Linked DNA regions of Homo sapiens: region 2 is linked to region 1. The links are chromatin loops, found by intact Hi-C in ENCODE. Cell type or tissue: psoas muscle. All regions are shown on one strand. Each heading gives the region's core, and the rest is flanking DNA. Links, peaks and the distances in the headings are about the cores only.

The links. A loop is a pair of places that touch in the nucleus more often than their neighbours do. Peaks named below come from ENCODE experiments on the same cell type or tissue, not always from the same donor. Only the 100,000 strongest peaks of a DNase experiment are listed, where the experiment ranks them.
Region 2: a loop joins it to region 1, with 3 times the contacts of the local background. A loop is called at or near these places in 47 of 110 quality-filtered maps.

The regions. Positions count from the first base shown.
Region 1 is chr20:45,819,701-45,828,360 of GRCh38, reverse strand. It overlaps TNNC2 (troponin C2, fast skeletal type), which reads left to right and starts at 1,049. Exons shown (of 6, transcript NM_003279.3): 1 at 1,049-1,115; 2 at 3,527-3,578; 3 at 3,723-3,866; 4 at 3,955-4,069; 5 at 4,234-4,370; 6 at 4,982-5,147. The coding sequence starts at 1,113. The coding sequence ends at 5,013. RefSeq lists an enhancer at 7,154-7,801. In psoas muscle, for the core only: a CTCF peak has its summit at 3,950 (motif pointing left); DNase peaks (open chromatin) are centred at 910, 1,480, 1,820, 3,950 and 2 weaker places; H3K4me3 peaks cover 7,744 bases; H3K27ac peaks cover 8,000 bases.
Region 2 is chr20:45,952,912-45,960,911 of GRCh38, reverse strand. It overlaps ZNF335 (zinc finger protein 335), which reads left to right. Exons shown (of 28, transcript NM_022095.4): 11 at 30-48; 12 at 180-296; 13 at 387-463; 14 at 544-704; 15 at 1,479-1,711; 16 at 2,984-3,077; 17 at 3,232-3,326; 18 at 6,964-7,223. Among named protein-coding and RNA genes, the nearest start is that of ZNF335, 15 kb to the left of the region's middle. In psoas muscle, for the core only: no CTCF peak of the experiment used is centred there; no DNase peak of the experiment used is centred there.

The DNA.
Region 1 (8,660 bases), core at 292-8,291:
TTAATAATAAGAATCATCAACATGGGTGGGCATGGTGCCTCATGACTGTAATTCTAGCACTTTGGGAAACCAAGGTGGAAGGATCCCCTGAGCCTAGGAGTTCGAGACCAGCCTGGGCAACATGGTGAAACCCCATCTCTATAAAAATACAAAAAAAAAAAAAGCCAGGGGTGGTGGTGCACCTCTAGTCCCAGCTACTCGGGAGGCTGAAGTGGGAGGATCACTTGAGCCCAGGAGATAGAGGCTGCAGTGAGCTATAATAGCACCACTGCACATCAGCCTTGGTGACAGAGTGAGTATAGACCTTTATAATTTACAAAGCTCTGCAGTCAAGTGGGGATAATCGTTGCTACCTCATAGGAGGAGCACTAGATGAGATCATGTTAAAATGCTTAGCACAGTGTGTGGCACGTCATGGGGTTCAGTAAACAGTGGCCTACCTGTCACTTTCTCCTCCTATCCCCTGCCCCTTACCATGGTTCAAAGACGGGACATTCCTCTTGCCAAGCACCAACGCTGTGTACCCAGCACAAGCTAGGTGACTTATACCCGGGTTCCCATTTACCATGGTCTCTCTGTGAGGGAGACCCCACAGACAGGTCCAATCCCACAGATGAAGAAATGGCTCAGAGAGGCACTGCTACCGGCCCAAGGTCACACAACTCGCAGAGGCTGGCCTTGGATCTTGGGTTTTGGACTTCAAGGCTTGTACTCTCCCCATTTTACCATGCTGCCTCACCCTTTACTACTCTGATCATCCTTACCATCTTGGAGCCAGTGTGCTTCCTCGGTCGGGGGGACTCCAAGGCAGTGGAACAGGGCAGGCCTTCCTCACAAGAATCTAGGACGTCAAGGCCTGCCACCTGCTTGGAGGCTTAAATTTCTCTGCAAGGGCCCTTGGCTAAATTAGGTAATGGGTTCAGACTGTGGGAGGGGTGGGACTCGCTGACCCCAGGATCTGATTGGGCAGGGTCTCCAGTGCTGGGGAGCAGGGAGGTGGGAGGGGAGGGTGCCCCTACAAATCCCGGGGGCTAGAGCAGGCCAGGTCATCTTTGGGTGGTGGAGTGCAAAGGAGGCGACCTGCAACAGAGGAGTCCCGGTCACCAGCAACCATGGTAAGGACAAGAGGGGACTTTGTGCCTTTACTCACGGGAGCACTCTGGACCCCTTTCAGGCCAGGCCTGGGTGCTCTGTGGGGCAGTAACTTGGATGTTTGAGGTTGGAGCATGGAGGTTCCTGGAACCCAGGTGTCTTGGAGGAAGGCCTTTGACTTTTCTTGAAAGGGGAGGGCTGGGATATTCCAGAGATTGATCCTTAAGGCTTGCTGACTGCCTACTCACTTCTGGAAACTTCCAGCAGTGTCATTCATAGACCTGTGAAGAGCTCTTAGCTTGTTTCCTTCACACAGTGGGGACTCTGAGGGGTCAGAGTGAGTCACCCAGCAGGCCAGTGGCAGGGGTGAGCCAGAAGCCTGGCCAAACCCTCCTATCATCATGGAGAGAAGAAAGCCTCCTCCAGAAGACGGGAGGCCGGCAGGGCGTGGGGCCTGCTCAGATGCAGGGCTCTGGGAGCCCTGAGGATGATGGGAAGGGGCAGAAGATGACAGACCAGAGTTAGAGAGACTCCGCTCTCCTAGAGAGGGCTTCTGATTTGGAGCTGTTGTTTTGGTCTGAGATCCCCCTCCCCACTTCACTTCAAGGAGTAACTAGATCCCAGAGGCCAGCTGCTGTTGCCCATGCCTGACTAAAAATAGCCTGCCCTCCTGGCATAGGGAAAGAGGAGGAGAGGAAGGAGGGGGAGAAGGAGGAGCACTGGTGGCCAGCTGGCTGAAGAGCTCCTTGGAAGCCTCACCCTGTCCTCACTGCCAGCCTCAATCCAAAGCCTCTGACCCAGATGGCCTGGCTTGGATATGACGTGGAAACCCCTGCAGAAATCTCACTTTCATGTCAAGGCCTCCATCACATTCGGCCCCCCATGAGGGGCCTTTTCTCCAATGACTGAATCCTAAGAAGGAAGCTGACAGCCTCCGACTCTGCCAGTTCTCTGAGGGGCGGGATGATGTGTCTTTTATCTCTTCTTTGTGGTTCCAGTGCCTGATCTGTGGCCTGACATGCAGCAAGTACTCAATAACTTTGTGTTGCATTATTATTTATTTGAGAACAAACATTTTATTGAGCAACTATTAAAGTACCGGGCACCATTAGGAGCTGCAGAAAACTGGAAAATAGTGCTGGAATGGTGCTAGCCCTTTACAAAGCCCTTTCACACCCCTGATATCTCATCCCTGAAAAGCTACAGAGAAAAGATGAAGGCACGCTAATTGACGTGCCTAAGGTCACTGGGGGGTGGGGGGGGTTCCCGACTTGGCCTTCAATTGACAAGTGAGAAGGCCTTGGGCTTAACTTGTTGTCTCCTCTCTTTTGCTCAAAACTGGGGTCACAGGCTGCGCGCGGTGGCTCACGCCTGTAATCCCATCACTTTGGGAAGCTGAGGCAGGCAGATCGCCTAAGGTAGGGGGTTCGAGACCAGCCTGACCAACATGGAGAAACCTCATCTCTACTAAAAATACAAAATTAGCCGGGCGTTGTGGTGCATGCCTGTAATCCCAGCTACTCGGGAGGCTGAGGGAGAAGAATCGCTTGAACCCCGGAGGTGGGGGTTGCGGTTGTGGCGAGCTGAGATCGTGCCATTACACTGCAGCCTAGGCAACAAGAGCAAAACTCCGTCTCAAAACAAAACAAAACAAACAAACAAAAAAAACTGGGGTCAGGCCGGGCATGGTGGCTCACGCCTGTAATCCCAGCACTTTGGGAAGCCGAGGTGGGCGGATCACCTGATGTGAGGAGTTCAAGACCAGCCTGGCCAACATGGTAAAACCTCGTCTCTACTAAAAATACAAAAATTAGCTGGGCGTGTTGGCGCATGCCTGTAATCCCAGCTACTCGAGAGGCTGAGGGAGGAGAATCGCTTGAACCCAGGAGGTGGAGGTTGCAGTGAGCCGAGATCACGCCATTGCACTCCAGCCTGGGCGACAGGGCGAGACTGTCACAAAAACAAAAAGCAAAAACAAAAACTGGGGTCAGAAGCTGGGCACAGTGGCTCAAGCCTGTAATCCTAGCACTTTGGGAGGCCGAGGTGGCAGGATCACTTGAACCCAGGAGTTCAAAACCAGCCTGGGTAATATAGTGGGACCCCATCTCTACAAAAAATTTTAAAAATTAGGCGTGGTGTATGCTATAGTCCCAGCTACTCAGGAGGCTGAAGTGGGACGATTGCTTGAGCCCAGGAGGTTGAGGCTGCAGTGAGCTATGATCACACTACTGCACTCCAGCATGTGTGACAGAACGAGACAAAACAAAACTGTGATTGGGTGCTGTGCGGGCACACAATTATGTGACAAGTTTGAAGTTGTTCTTCTGGAGAACCAAGGGCGCTGACAGAGTGGGGGTTGGGAAGAATGGCTTTGAGGTGAGGAACTGCTCTGGGGCTGCCTCTTCAGCTCAGACTTTCTCTGTGTCTCCTGCAGACGGACCAGCAGGCTGAGGCCAGGTCCTACCTCAGCGAAGAGATGATCGCTGGTGAGTGAGGCGCGGCAGGCTGGGGGCTGGGTGGATGTATGCTGGGGACATGTTGGCCTCTAGGCAGGGTGGGGGTTGGGGGGGGGTAGGTGTGAGGCTGACAGTCCAGCAGGCCTCACCTCTGCCCTCTGCCCTCCCTCGCAGAGTTCAAGGCTGCCTTTGACATGTTTGATGCTGATGGTGGTGGGGACATCAGCGTCAAGGAGTTGGGCACGGTGATGAGGATGCTGGGCCAGACACCCACCAAGGAGGAGCTGGACGCCATCATCGAGGAGGTGGATGAGGACGGTGAGCGGGTGTCCCTCGGAGGCAGGGGATGGTGGGGAGAGGCGGCAGCGGCTGGGCTCAGGCTCAGTCTGCCACCTGCTGCCCGCAGGCAGCGGCACCATCGACTTCGAGGAGTTCTTGGTCATGATGGTGCGCCAGATGAAAGAGGACGCGAAAGGGAAGAGCGAGGAGGAGCTGGCCGAGTGCTTCCGCATCTTCGACAGGTGCGCTGGGGGCCCGGGAGCCGAGGGAGGGGCTTAGCAGTCAGAACCCGGCCGGCAGCGCTGGAAGCTTCCCCGTGTTGGGAGTGCGGAAGCGGGGCGTCGAGTGTGGTGGCCAGGGCAGCTCGCCCCGGCCCTGAGCCCTGCCCTGTCCCTCGGACCTGAAGGAATGCAGACGGCTACATCGACCCGGAGGAGCTGGCTGAGATTTTCAGGGCCTCCGGGGAGCACGTGACGGACGAGGAGATCGAATCTCTGATGAAAGACGGCGACAAGAACAACGACGGCCGCATTGACTTCGACGGTGAGGGCCAACGGGAGCTTGGGAAGAGCGGGTGGGAGCCCCAGAGGACGGCGGGCACTGGTGCCTGGCTCCGGTGCAGTGTCCTTGGCCTTGTGGGCTGGGCTGGGCGTAACTTCACCAAGTTCCCCATAGTCTCCTGGGGGCAGGTATAGAAGCGCTCCACGACTCTGTGCAGTTTATCAATTAATGACCAGGCAGGGGGGCGTGGTGGCTCAGGACTGTAAAATCCTAGAACTTTGGGAGGATGAGGTGGGAGGATTGCTTGAGGCCAAGAGTTCGAGACCAGCCTGGGCAACATAGTGAGACCCTGTCTTTACAAAAAATAAAATAAAATAAAAAGGCAGGTGTGGTGGCACACCTGTGGTCCCAGTTGCTCCGGGGGCTGAGGTAAGAGGATCGCTTGAGCCTAGGAGATCAAGGCTGCAATGAGTTATGATTGTGCCACTGCACTCTAGCCTGGGTGACAGACCTTGGCGACCTTGGCAACAGAGTGAGACTCTGTCTCAACAAAAACAAAAACAAAAAGTCATCCCCTCTGTGTGGCTGGAGCCCTGGCCTGGCCTCTGCGTCCCCAGTGGGACCCCTGACCCTCTCCCTCTCCTTTCCCTCAGAGTTCCTGAAGATGATGGAGGGCGTGCAGTAAGGAGTGGACAGTCGCCTCTACCAAGATCGCGTGTCCCTAGGGTGTGGGAGACTCCGCCCTGCCGGGTCCCCACCAGGGAGGCGCGACCCCTTGTGGGTCTTTGTCTGGAAGGAATAAAAGCAAATGTTCCAAAACTCGTGGCCTGAATGAGGGGAGAGCCGAGGACAGCAGGTCGCAAGGGCTGTGGTCCAGGGCGCCATCCCGGCTGGCACCACCCGGAGCACCCTTGGGGATCCCCGGGAGAGGCTGTCTGAGCGGCGGGATGTGGAAGGGAGCTGGGCCCTGGAGCCCGAGGCGGCGGCTGCGAGTGCTCGATGGCGCTGACTCGCTCTGCAGGTTTGCAGCCGGCTCCTGACAGCTGGCGCTGGGCGTGCACAGCTTGGCGGACAGGCAGTGGTGGCTCCAGGAGGCTGCAGGGGCTTGGAGTTGAGTCAGGGTGAGCCGGCGGACTGCGGAGGGGTCCTGAGACGGCAGGTAGGGTGAGGGGGTGGGAGAGGCTAGAACCCTGGGGAGCCGGGAAGCTCCCTCACTTCCCCACCATCCTTTTCTGGAACGTTTGCGTCTTAGATGTTGTCGTAGCTGCCACCTTCTGCAGGCTCCCTAGCTGGGGAGAGGGGAAGTAGGTGCCCATCCATGCCAGGCAGCATTGTTTCTGCTCGACCTTTTACTTCTTCTGTTCTTCCAAGTGCTTACTCCTCAAATTGTACTGGTGGTTGTAGGGGAGGGTGGAGGCACCCACTAAGGAGATTCTGATCTCATCATTTGACCCCAGATCCCTGCCTCCACCTGGTCTCTGCCAGTGCGCTCTACAGAGGGCCATCAGCAGCAGCGAGCTAAAATATCTGACTTGGCCACTGCCCTGTTGAAAGTAGTTCAAGGCTCCTCACTGCTTCTACAATGAGATCCAAATTCCTTCCCTCCCTCCCTCCCTCCCTCTCTTTCTTCCCATAGTCCTCACAGGGCTGCAGCCACACTGGGCAATGTATTCCTGATATGGACCTGGGGTGCATTTTCAAGCCCTTGGTACTTTGCACATGCTGTTTGCCCTCCCTGGAATGCCCTTGTCCTTCTTATAAGCTGGCAGATTCTTCAACCTACAAGACCCAGCTCAACTACCATCTCCTCCCTTGAACCTTGCCCTCACTGGCTATTTGCTGCCATAGCAATTCGTATACAACAGGTATCAGATGGCAGCTAATTAAGTGTAGGGGTAGTTTAGCTTTAGAGACAGAATGCCTGTGTGTGAGTGCTCACTGCCTGTGACAAGCTAAACCACTCTGTGCCACAGTTTCCTCATCTGTAAAATGGGGATAGTGATAGTAAACACGGGGTTGTGAGAAGAAGTTAGTGTGTGCAAAGTGCTTACAGCAGTGCCTGGCACATAGCAAGCATTTTTTTTTTTAACAGAGTTTCGCTCTTGTCATCCAGGCTGGAGTGCAGTGGCGCGATCTCAGCTCACTGCAACCTCCGCCTCCTGGGTTCGAGCAATTCTTCTGCCTCAGCCTCCTGAGTAGCTGGGATTACCGGTGTCCACCACCATGCCTGGCTAATTTTTGTATTTTTAGTAGAGACCAGGTTTCGCCATGTTGGCCAGGCTGGTCTTGAACTCCTGATCTCAGGTGATCCGCCTGCCTCAGCCTCCCAAAGTGCTGGGATTACAGGCATGAGCCACCACATCTGGCCTTCTGTTTTGTTTTTTAAATGAGACAGGGTCTCGCTCTGTTGCCCAGGCTGGAGTGCAGTAGGTGATCACAGCTCACTGTAGCCTTGACCTCCCGGGCTCAAGCAATCCTCCTGTCTCAGCCTCCCGAGTAGCTGGGACTATAAATGGGTGACCCCTCCCCACTAGTTTTTGTTATTTTTAGCAGAGATGGGGTCTCACTATGTTGCCCAGGCTGGTCTCAAACTCTTGAGCTCAAAGAATCCTCTCACCTTGGCCTCCCAAAGTGTTGGGATTATAGGCATGAGCCATCGTGCCCAGCCTCTATTGTCACCTTACTCATTGCTTTAGTTCTTCCTCTCCATCTGTCTTTTTCTCTTCCTCTTTTGTCCTATTCATGTTTTTCTGTTTTTATTTCCAGCCAGGATCAGTGCTGGGGTTTGGTAATCATTACTATTTACTGAGTGCCTACTGTATACTATGTCTTACAGACATTGTCTCATTCACTCACATAACATCCCTAGAGGCAGATGTTGTTATCTCCATTTTACAGTTGGAAAACTAAGGCCTAGGGAGGTGAAGTACACAGGCACCCAGATAATAACCTAGGTAGTATCGCCATGTGCTATGTGGTGTGCACGGGAACAAGGCTCTTAATTCTGATGCCATCTACCTGTTATTGGTTCTACCTGGATGTCTTTTTTTTTTTTTTTTTGAAATATATACATATTTTAAAATAGAGATGGAGGCTGGGTGCTGTGGCTCATGCCTGTAATCCCAGCACTTTGGAAGCCGAGGCAGGCGGATCACTTGAGGCCAGGAGTTTGAGACCAGCCTGGCCAACATGGAAAAACCTCCTCTGTACTAAGAATGTAAAAATTAGCCAGACACATGCCTGTAATCTTAGCTACTTGGGAGGCTGAGGCAGGAGAATCGCTGGAACCCAAGAGGTGGAAGTTGCAGTGAGCCAAGATTGCGCCACTGCACTCCAGCTTGGGTGACAGAGTGAGACTCTGTCTTAAAAAATAACATAAGCCAGGCGTGGTGGCTCATGCCTGTAAACTTAGCACTTTGGGAGGCCAAAGCGGGTGGATCACCTGAGGTCGGGAGTTTGAGACCAGCCTGACCAACATGGAGAAACCCCGTCTCTACCAAAAATACAAAATTAGCCAGGTGTGGTGGCACATGTCTGTAATTCCAGCTACTTGGGAGGCTGAGGCAGGAGAATCGCTTGAATGCGGGAGCCAGAGGTTGCAGTGAGCAGAGATCGTAGCATTGCACTCTAGCCTGGGCAACAAGAGTGAAACTCCGTCTCAAAAAATAAATTTAAAAAAAAAAAATCTGATCACGTCACTGCCCTGCTCAAGGCTTCATTAGCTGGCTGTTGCCTCAAGATAAAGTCCAAGTTTTTTTTTTTTTTTTTTTTAAGGACTGAATCTCCCTATCACACAGGCTGAAGTGCAGTGGCACAATTATAGCTCACTGCAGCCTCGAACTCCTAGGTGCAAGTGATCCTCCCTTCTCAGCCCCTAGTTATTTTATTTTTTGTAGAGATGGAGTCTCACTTTGTTACCAAGGCTAGCCCAAGTACCTTAATATGGCCTTCCAGCCTATCATGACCTGACATCTATGCGACTTCCCCATCCTGTATTATTTTTTTTTTTTGAGACAGAGTTTTGTGCTTGTCAGCCAGGCTGGAGAGCAGTGGCGTGATCTCGGCTCACTGCAACCCCCGCCTCCCGAGTTCAAGCGATTCTCCTACCTCAGCCTCCTGAGTAGTTGAGACTACAGGTGCCTGCCACCATGCCCGGCTAATTTTTATATTTTTAGTAGAGATGGGGTTTCATCATGTTGGTCAGGGTGGTCTTGAATTCCTGAGCTCAGGTGATCTGCCCGCCTTAGCCTTGCAAAGTGCTGGGATTATAAGCGTGAGCCACCACGCCTAGCTCTGTATTCCTCTCCTTACATACTCCTGAACTTCTTGCTA
Region 2 (8,000 bases), core at 1-8,000, 130 kb before region 1:
GGTCTAATTCCTCGGCCTTTTCCCCACAGGAAGAAGAGGCCAGATCCGGTGAGTCTGGCGTGCTGGCCTGGGAAGGGAACCTGCCCGGGGGTTGTTTATGGGGGTGAGGACAAGAGGGGAGGTTTTATCCTCCCTCCTCCACTTCTTTCTCCATCTGGCCCCTTCTTATGCCTTCCTAGACTCCAAAGCTGAGCTCTTTCCCCTGCCCTGTGTGTGGCCGTGTGTACCCCATGCAGAAAAGACTCACGCAGCACATGAAGACGCACAGCACTGAGAAGCCCCACATGTGTGACAAGGTGGGTGGGAGCCAGGGCTGGGGCTGAGAGGAGGGCCTCCCCTGGGTGATGGAGGGTGATCGCCATCTCACTGCTCTCCACCCCTCACAGTGTGGAAAGTCCTTTAAGAAGCGCTACACCTTCAAAATGCACCTGCTCACGCACATCCAGGCTGTTGCCAACCGCAGGTACATCCCCTTGGAGGCCCCTGGGGACGGGAGCAGTCCCCAGCTCATTACTGAGCTTCCCTCCCTCTAACCGCCTCCAGGTTCAAGTGTGAGTTCTGTGAGTTTGTTTGTGAAGACAAGAAGGCACTGCTGAACCACCAGTTGTCCCACGTCAGTGACAAGCCCTTCAAATGCAGCTTTTGTCCCTACCGCACCTTCCGAGAGGACTTCTTGCTGTCCCATGTGGCTGTCAAGCACACAGGTCAGGCTGGACACACCCCAGCCCCACTCACCAGCCCTCAGTGCCCTGTACCCCTGATCAGAGGCTTAGCTCCCATCCTCTTCCTTCCCCCTCGGTAGCCCCAGCCACAGAACAGCCCAAGTCCTTCAAGTGTAAAGAGAATTTCCCATAGGCGTATTCACCCTAACCTGAGCCTGGGTTCCTGCTTGGCTGGTTGTTCTCTGGATGGCTCTGGGCCGGTCGCTTGCCCTCTCCGAGCCTTCCATATTTATGAAATGGGGGAATCAGAGTGCCTGCCATATGGCTATGATGAAAGTAAGTTCCATTTGTTCCTTGAGCCTTGTGTGTGCTGGCACTGGGGCTGGAGAGGAGGCTCTTCCAGACCCTGCCTTGGCAGATGAAGCTGCAGAAGCAACGCCATTGGCTTGGCCCACAGAAGCTGCACTGCAAACATTGTTTCTTTGGTGCCTAGCTCCCTGGTCAGCACACTAGGGGCGATTACAGAAAAGGAGCCAGGGGTTCCCTTAGCCAGAGTCCTGTGATGACCCACAGGAGCTTGTAGTCACATGACTTTGCAAATAGGTAGGCACAGGAAGGCTCTTGAGTGCAGAGGGCGGCCCTGATTCATTTCTGTCCTGGGCCACCAGAATGGACAGTGGCATGTGTTTGCCTACATACGGGAATGAATCGCTGGAAGTCAGTCAGTTGGAGAGATCCTTAGGGTCAAGAAAGGATTCCTGGAGGGGGTAGGCTAGGGACGGGCAGACTTAAGCATGCCCCAACATGTGCCTCCAGGGGCCAAGCCCTTCGCCTGTGAGTACTGCCACTTCAGCACACGGCACAAGAAGAACCTGCGCCTGCACGTACGGTGCCGACACGCAAGCAGCTTCGAGGAATGGGGGAGGCGCCACCCTGAGGAGCCCCCCTCCCGCCGTCGCCCCTTCTTCTCTCTGCAGCAGATTGAGGAGCTGAAGCAGCAGCACAGTGCGGCCCCTGGACCACCTCCCAGTTCCCCAGGACCTCCTGAGGTAAGGTCGGGGCATGGGTCAGGATGACAGAGTGAGGCCGCTTCTCCCAGCCCCAGCATCATTTGCACATTGAGATGCAACAAAATAATCCCTGCCTCTTGAGACTGTGGTAAAAACTCACTGAGTCACACATATGCCAGCCCTAAGCTTAGAGTAAGGGTGGCTTTCTAGTGCTGGTAATAGAGAATGGAAACACCAGTAACTTAACTGTGATCATAGTTTTTATTCTCTCTTATACAAGAATTCCACAGGTCGGCAGTCTAGGGCTGGTGCGGTGATTATACAGTCGTAAGGGAATAAGTTCTCAGTATCTTTGCCCAGTCATCCCAGGCATATGACTTTCATCTTTGTAGTTGCCTCATGGTCCAGTATAGCTGCAGGAGCACCAGCCTTCCCAGCCACATCCCAGGCAGGAAGCAGGAGGAAGGGATGGGGGAGAGGCAAAAAGGATACCTACCATCTATCCATCATTCCTCATGAACTTCACCTGAAGATCGTTGCTTAGTCATGTGGCCACACTTTACCTAGCTGCAAGGGAGGCTGAGAAATGTCTTGGAGCTGGGTACATTGCCACCCTGGTGAAAATCAGAGTTCTGTTAGCAAGAGGGAAGAGGAGGATGGCCTCAGGATAGGTAGCTAGCAGTCTCTGCCACGTGAGCTGACACACTATCCCTGGAAAGATGGACCACATGACTTGCTGGTAGATCACAGGCCCTGGAATCACACAGTCATGGGTTCAAGCCCTCACCCTACTATGTATTAGGAGTGGGATTCTTGGCCAGCCACTTCACCTCTCTGAGCCTTAGTGGGTTCATCTGTAGCACTGAGCTCGTATATTTTGAAAACTGGTTATGGGCTGGGCATGGTGGCCCATGCCTGTAATCCCAGCACTTTGGGAGGCCGAGGTGGGTGGATCACTTGAAGTCAGGAGTTTGAAACCAGCCGACCAACATGGAGAAACCCCATCTCTACTAAAAATATAAAAATTAGCTGGGTGTGGTGGCGGCCACTTGTAATCCCAGCTATTCAGGAGGCTGAGACACAAGAATCACTTGAACCCAGGGGCAGAGGTTGTAGTGAGCCTAGATTGAGCCATTGTACTCCAGCCTGCATGACAGAGAGACTCCATCTCAAAAAAAAAAAAAGAAAAGTGGTTATGAAGATGAAACAAGCCAACAGATGTAAAACATCTGGCAGATCAGAGGTGCTTGGCAAATGGCACTTGAATCTGGGCTGGCCCCTCTCAGGCGTGGCCATATCTCCACCCCATAGATACCCCCAGAGGCGACAACTTTCCAGTCATCTGAGGCTCCCTCATTGCTCTGTTCTGACACCCTGGGCGGCGCCACCATCATCTACCAGCAAGGTGAGCTCTGTAGGAGGATAGGAGCTCATGGAGGGTAGGACCTCTGAGTTGGGCAGGGGCAGGTCGTGCTGGTGGGGGCTGGAAGATGGGGAGGGGGTGGTATTGGGTGCCAGTTTTCTAGCACTTTGTCAGGCTTAGGTCCCACCCCACCCAGGAGCTGAGGAGTCGACAGCGATGGCCACGCAGACAGCCTTGGATCTTCTGCTGAACATGAGTGCTCAGCGGGAACTGGGGGGCACAGCCCTGCAGGTGAGCTGCCTGGGAACCTGCTCCCCTTCCCAGCTACCGCAGGTACCCAGCCCTGCACTGGACACTGGGACTAGAGGAAAACAGTGTATCAGAGCTTCTCCGCCCTTGGGAGCTCCCAGGCAGTGGAGGAGACAGATCTGCTGAAGTCTGGTGGGCAAACAGAGAGGAACAGGCTTTGCCACGGAGGCCGCAGGGTATCCCGTCCATTCTCCAGAATCACTGGTGACCTCTGCCAGGTGGAGCAGTACACACTGCCCCTGCGGCATCTGGGGCCCTGTTCTTGTTTTGTCTTCCTCCCACCTCTGCAACCACCATGTGCCTGTGGGTGCCCCCACAGCTTGAACTAGCTTTTCCATCCACAAGAGCGCCCTCATTCCGGGACACCTCCTACAGCCTGCAGACCCCAGGGCTTCCTCTAGATCAGACCACTCTCTCGCGTTCCAGGGGTCTTGGTTCATGCACCTCCCCAAAGTTCAACACCTTTGCCCCTCCCTGCCCTCCCCGTTCACATCTGGCCTGGTCTCCAAGGCAGAGGGAAGTTTATTAGCCCCTCCTGTTTCCCAGCCTCATGAGAAGATGGAGAGTGTGTTTTTAAGATGATGAATTCCAGAAATCATAATAATTTAGTTCATGGCAGTTAGGGGTGTATAGAAGTTTTACATTTTTAGATAGGAAAATTTATCAGTCTTTTATAGTTTTCCCTTTGGTATCATCCCTAGAAAGACTCCCCCAACTTGTATCCCAAGGTTATAAAACATTCATTTATATTTTTTTCTTAGGGTTTTATTTTTTACACTTAAATCTTACTCCACCTGGAATTTATTTCTGGTGTATGCAGAAAGGTAGGGATCGATTTTTTTTTTTCCAGAAGTCATCCGACGTGGTATCTTCACCTGTGGTTTGAAGTGTCCTCCTCATATACTAGATTCCCAAATATGTAGGAGTCTGTTTCTAGACTTGAGTTCTGTTCTATTGATTTGTCTCCTGTTCCCATGCCAATCTCATGTGGTAGAGTTTTTCTGCTTACAAAAGCACATGCTTGTAAAAGAAACAAAATGGGCCTGGCGTGGTGGCTTATGCCTGTAATCCCAGCACTTTGGGACGCCAAGGTGGCTGGATCACCTGAGGTCAGGAGTTCGAGACCAGCCTGACCAACATGGAGAAACCCCATTGCTACTAAAAATACAAAATTAGCTGGGCGTGGTGGCACACGTCTGTAATCCCAGCCACTCGGGAGGCCGAGGCAGGAGAATCGCTTGAACCCAGGAGGCGGAGGTTACGGTGAGCCGAGATTGCGCCATTGCACTCCAGCCTGGCCAACGAGCAAAACTCCATCTAAAAAAAAAAAAAGAAAAAAAGAAAAAAATGAACATTAGGAAATGTTTCAGTAGAAGGTGAAAGTCCTTGGCATTTCTCCCCTCCCATCAGATACCCAGTAAATGGGTTCAGAAGAATTTCTTCAGGGATTTGTTCATGTTCATACCAACACCTAGACCTTTGTTCCTTAAAAAATGGGATCACATTATTGGCTGCTCCTCAGCGTCATCTTTTACCTAACAGCATGTGATGCACGGCCTGGCCAGCACCTGCAGTTACCCTTATTCTCCTAAGATCTCCATCTTGCATCTCTGTATCATTTGATCACATGGATGTTCTCAGCTATAGTTAGGCAGTCCTTTATTGGCTGGGTTCTTTCGTTTTATATTAATTCAAGCAGTGCTTCACTGTACATATATTTTCAGTGCTCATAAATTTTTTTTTTTTTTGAGATGGAGTCTCATTTTGTCACCCAGGCTGGAGTGCAGTGGCGTGATGTTGGCTCCCTGCAACCTCCGCCTCCTGGGTTCAAATGATTGTCCTACCTCGGCCTCCTGAGTTGCTGGGATTACAGGTGCACGTCACCACACCTGGCTACTTTTTTGTATTTTTAGTAGGGATAGGGTTTCACCATATTGGCCAGGCTAGTTTCGAACTCCTGACCTCAAGTGATCTGCCTGCCTTGGCCTCCCAAAGTGCCAGGATTACAGGTGTGAGCCACCGTACCCAGCCAACATCTTTGTAGTGTTTTTAAAAAGCCTCCTACAAGAAGAATTAGTGGGTCAGAGGGTATGGTGAGAAGCCTTGTAAAAAGATACGCCAGTATACGTGGCCACCAGTAGGGTATATTTCCCTGCATTCATGCCAATACACTGGGTATTATCAGTCTTTATAAATCTTTTTTTTTTTTTTTTTTTTGAGACAGAGTCTTGCTCTGTTGCCCAAGCTGGAGTGCAGTGGTGCGATCTCGGCTCACTGCAACCTCCGCCTCCCGGGTTCACACCATTCTGCCTCAGCCTCCCAAGTAGCTGGGACTACAGACACCCACCACCACGACTGGCTTCTTTTATTTTTTTATTTTTAGTAGAGATGGGGTTTCACCATGTTAAGCAGGATGGTCTCGATTTCCTGACCTCATGATCTGCCCGCCTCGGCCTTCCAGAGTGCTGGAATTACAGGCGTGAGCCACCACGCCCGGCCTCAGTCGTTATAAATCTTTACCAATCTCACACTTGTAATCCCAGCACTTTGGGAGGCCAAGGCAGGAGAATTGCTTGAGTCCAGGAGTTTGAGACCAGCCTGGACAACATGGTGAAACCCTGTCTCTTAAAAAATTAGCCGGGTGTGGCAATGCATGCCTGTAGTACCAGCTACTTGAGAGGCTGAGGTGGGAGGATCGCTTGAGCCCAGGAGGTTGAGGCTGCAGTGAGCTGTAATCGTACCACTGCACTCCAGCCTGAGCAATACCCAGTCTCAAAAAAAAAAAAAAAAAAAAAAAGTAATTGTATGACCGTAAATGAGGTTGAACTCCTCTCTGTATGTTCAGAGACCATTTTATTCCTTTCTAAAGTACCTGTTTGTGTCCTGTATTTGTTTTTCTATTGTTAGCTTTTAGTTATTGCTTTGCAGGAGCTCCATATATGAGGGAAGTCCACTTTTTATGAGTTGTGAAATATCCCCCAACCCCAATTTCTTTGTTTTTTGGCTTCATTTTATGGTTAATTTTGCTCTAGGTTTTATCTTTCTCTGTCATGATTAGAAAAATCTCCCTGTCCCAATTCTAAAATACTTACCTACGTTTTATTTTAATATATTTAGAGTTTTATTACATTTTAATCTTTAAACCATTTGAAGCCAACTGGAATAAGATGTACACTGGAGCTTTTTTCTAAGTGATTTGTCAGTTGTCCCCAGTATTTCTTGTCTGCAGCGCTGTTAGCATGTTGAGGCAGATACTATTGTGTGGTGGGGCGGTCCTGTGCATTATGGGGTGTTCAGCGGCATCCCTGGCCTCTCCCGACTATATGCCAGTACCATCCCCCTCCTGCTGTGATAAGAAATGTCTCCAGACGTTGCCAAATCTTTGTGGGGGGCACAACTGCTCTGCCCTATTCCTGTTGGTCTATTTCCAGTTGCTGAGTGGGATTTGGAAAGCCAGAGTATATTTTAGAAAGAACTTGGGCTATTCAAATGAGTGGTGGCAGCACTGGTCTGACTAGAGTGTGTGGGTGCATCTGGGACACTGAGATGGGGGAGGCGTCTTGCATACCCGCTCCTCTGCCACCAGTGCCTCCCATCCCGCCCCCTGGTGCCGTTGCAGGTGGCTGTGGTGAAGTCGGAAGATGTGGAAGCAGGGTTAGCATCCCCTGGTGGGCAGCCCTCCCCTGAAGGTGCCACTCCACAGGTGGTCACCCTCCACGTGGCAGAGCCAGGGGGCGGTGCAGCAGCCGAGAGCCAGCTAGGCCCTCCTGACCTACCGCAGATCACCCTGGCACCTGGTCCATTTGGTGGGACTGGCTACAGTGTCATCACAGCACCCCCTATGGAGGAGGGAACATCAGCTCCTGGCACACCTTACAGGTGAGACCTGCTGCCTGCAAGGCCCCTTTCAGCTTTTTGTAGGTGTGGTCGGTCGGTCCGATTTGGGCCCCACCCAAGCCTAGTTGGCAGGAGGCAAAAATCCCAATACACATCAAGTGATTAGTGGTGGAGTCTACCCTTCTCAGGAGGTCAAGAGCTACCATTTTTTAGCCACTTAGATATTCCAAGCACTTGGCACTCATGATGGGACCTAAGCCATTCCCATGAGACCCAGATTTCCCTTGTTTTACAAATGAGGAAATGGGCCAGGGAGGTTAAGTGACCAGCCTGAAACCACACATGCAGTAGGTGAGATTTGAACCCTGGTCCCTTTGGTTCCCATGCCCAAGTGCTCTTCTTGGGTGATCCCAGGTGTTCTTCAGTTCTGACACTCCGAGCAAGCTCAGGCCTCTTTACCAGCATTGAGGCCTGGCACCTGTACTTGGCTTCCCTACAGTGAATGAGCTTGGGCAGGCATGTTTATGTTCACCAAACTCTTAGGCCATCTGAGGAAGCCCTGAATCCAAGTGCCAAATTGTTGAGCTGAGCAGGGAGTCAGGATCCCCAGGCCCATGCCCTTGGCCAGCACCTGGGCGGCCAGTCTCAGCATTTGCTGTCTGCTCTTAGGCAGCAGGTCCTCGTTAGCCCTGCCTCCTCCACTAGCTCCTGGTGGTGGATTCACCGTTTGCTACTGGTTGGGTTAGACCCCTCTGCCTCACTGTGTGCCCCCCACCTCGCCATGTTTGCCGAGGACAAGAATTACCAGCTTTTGAGAAG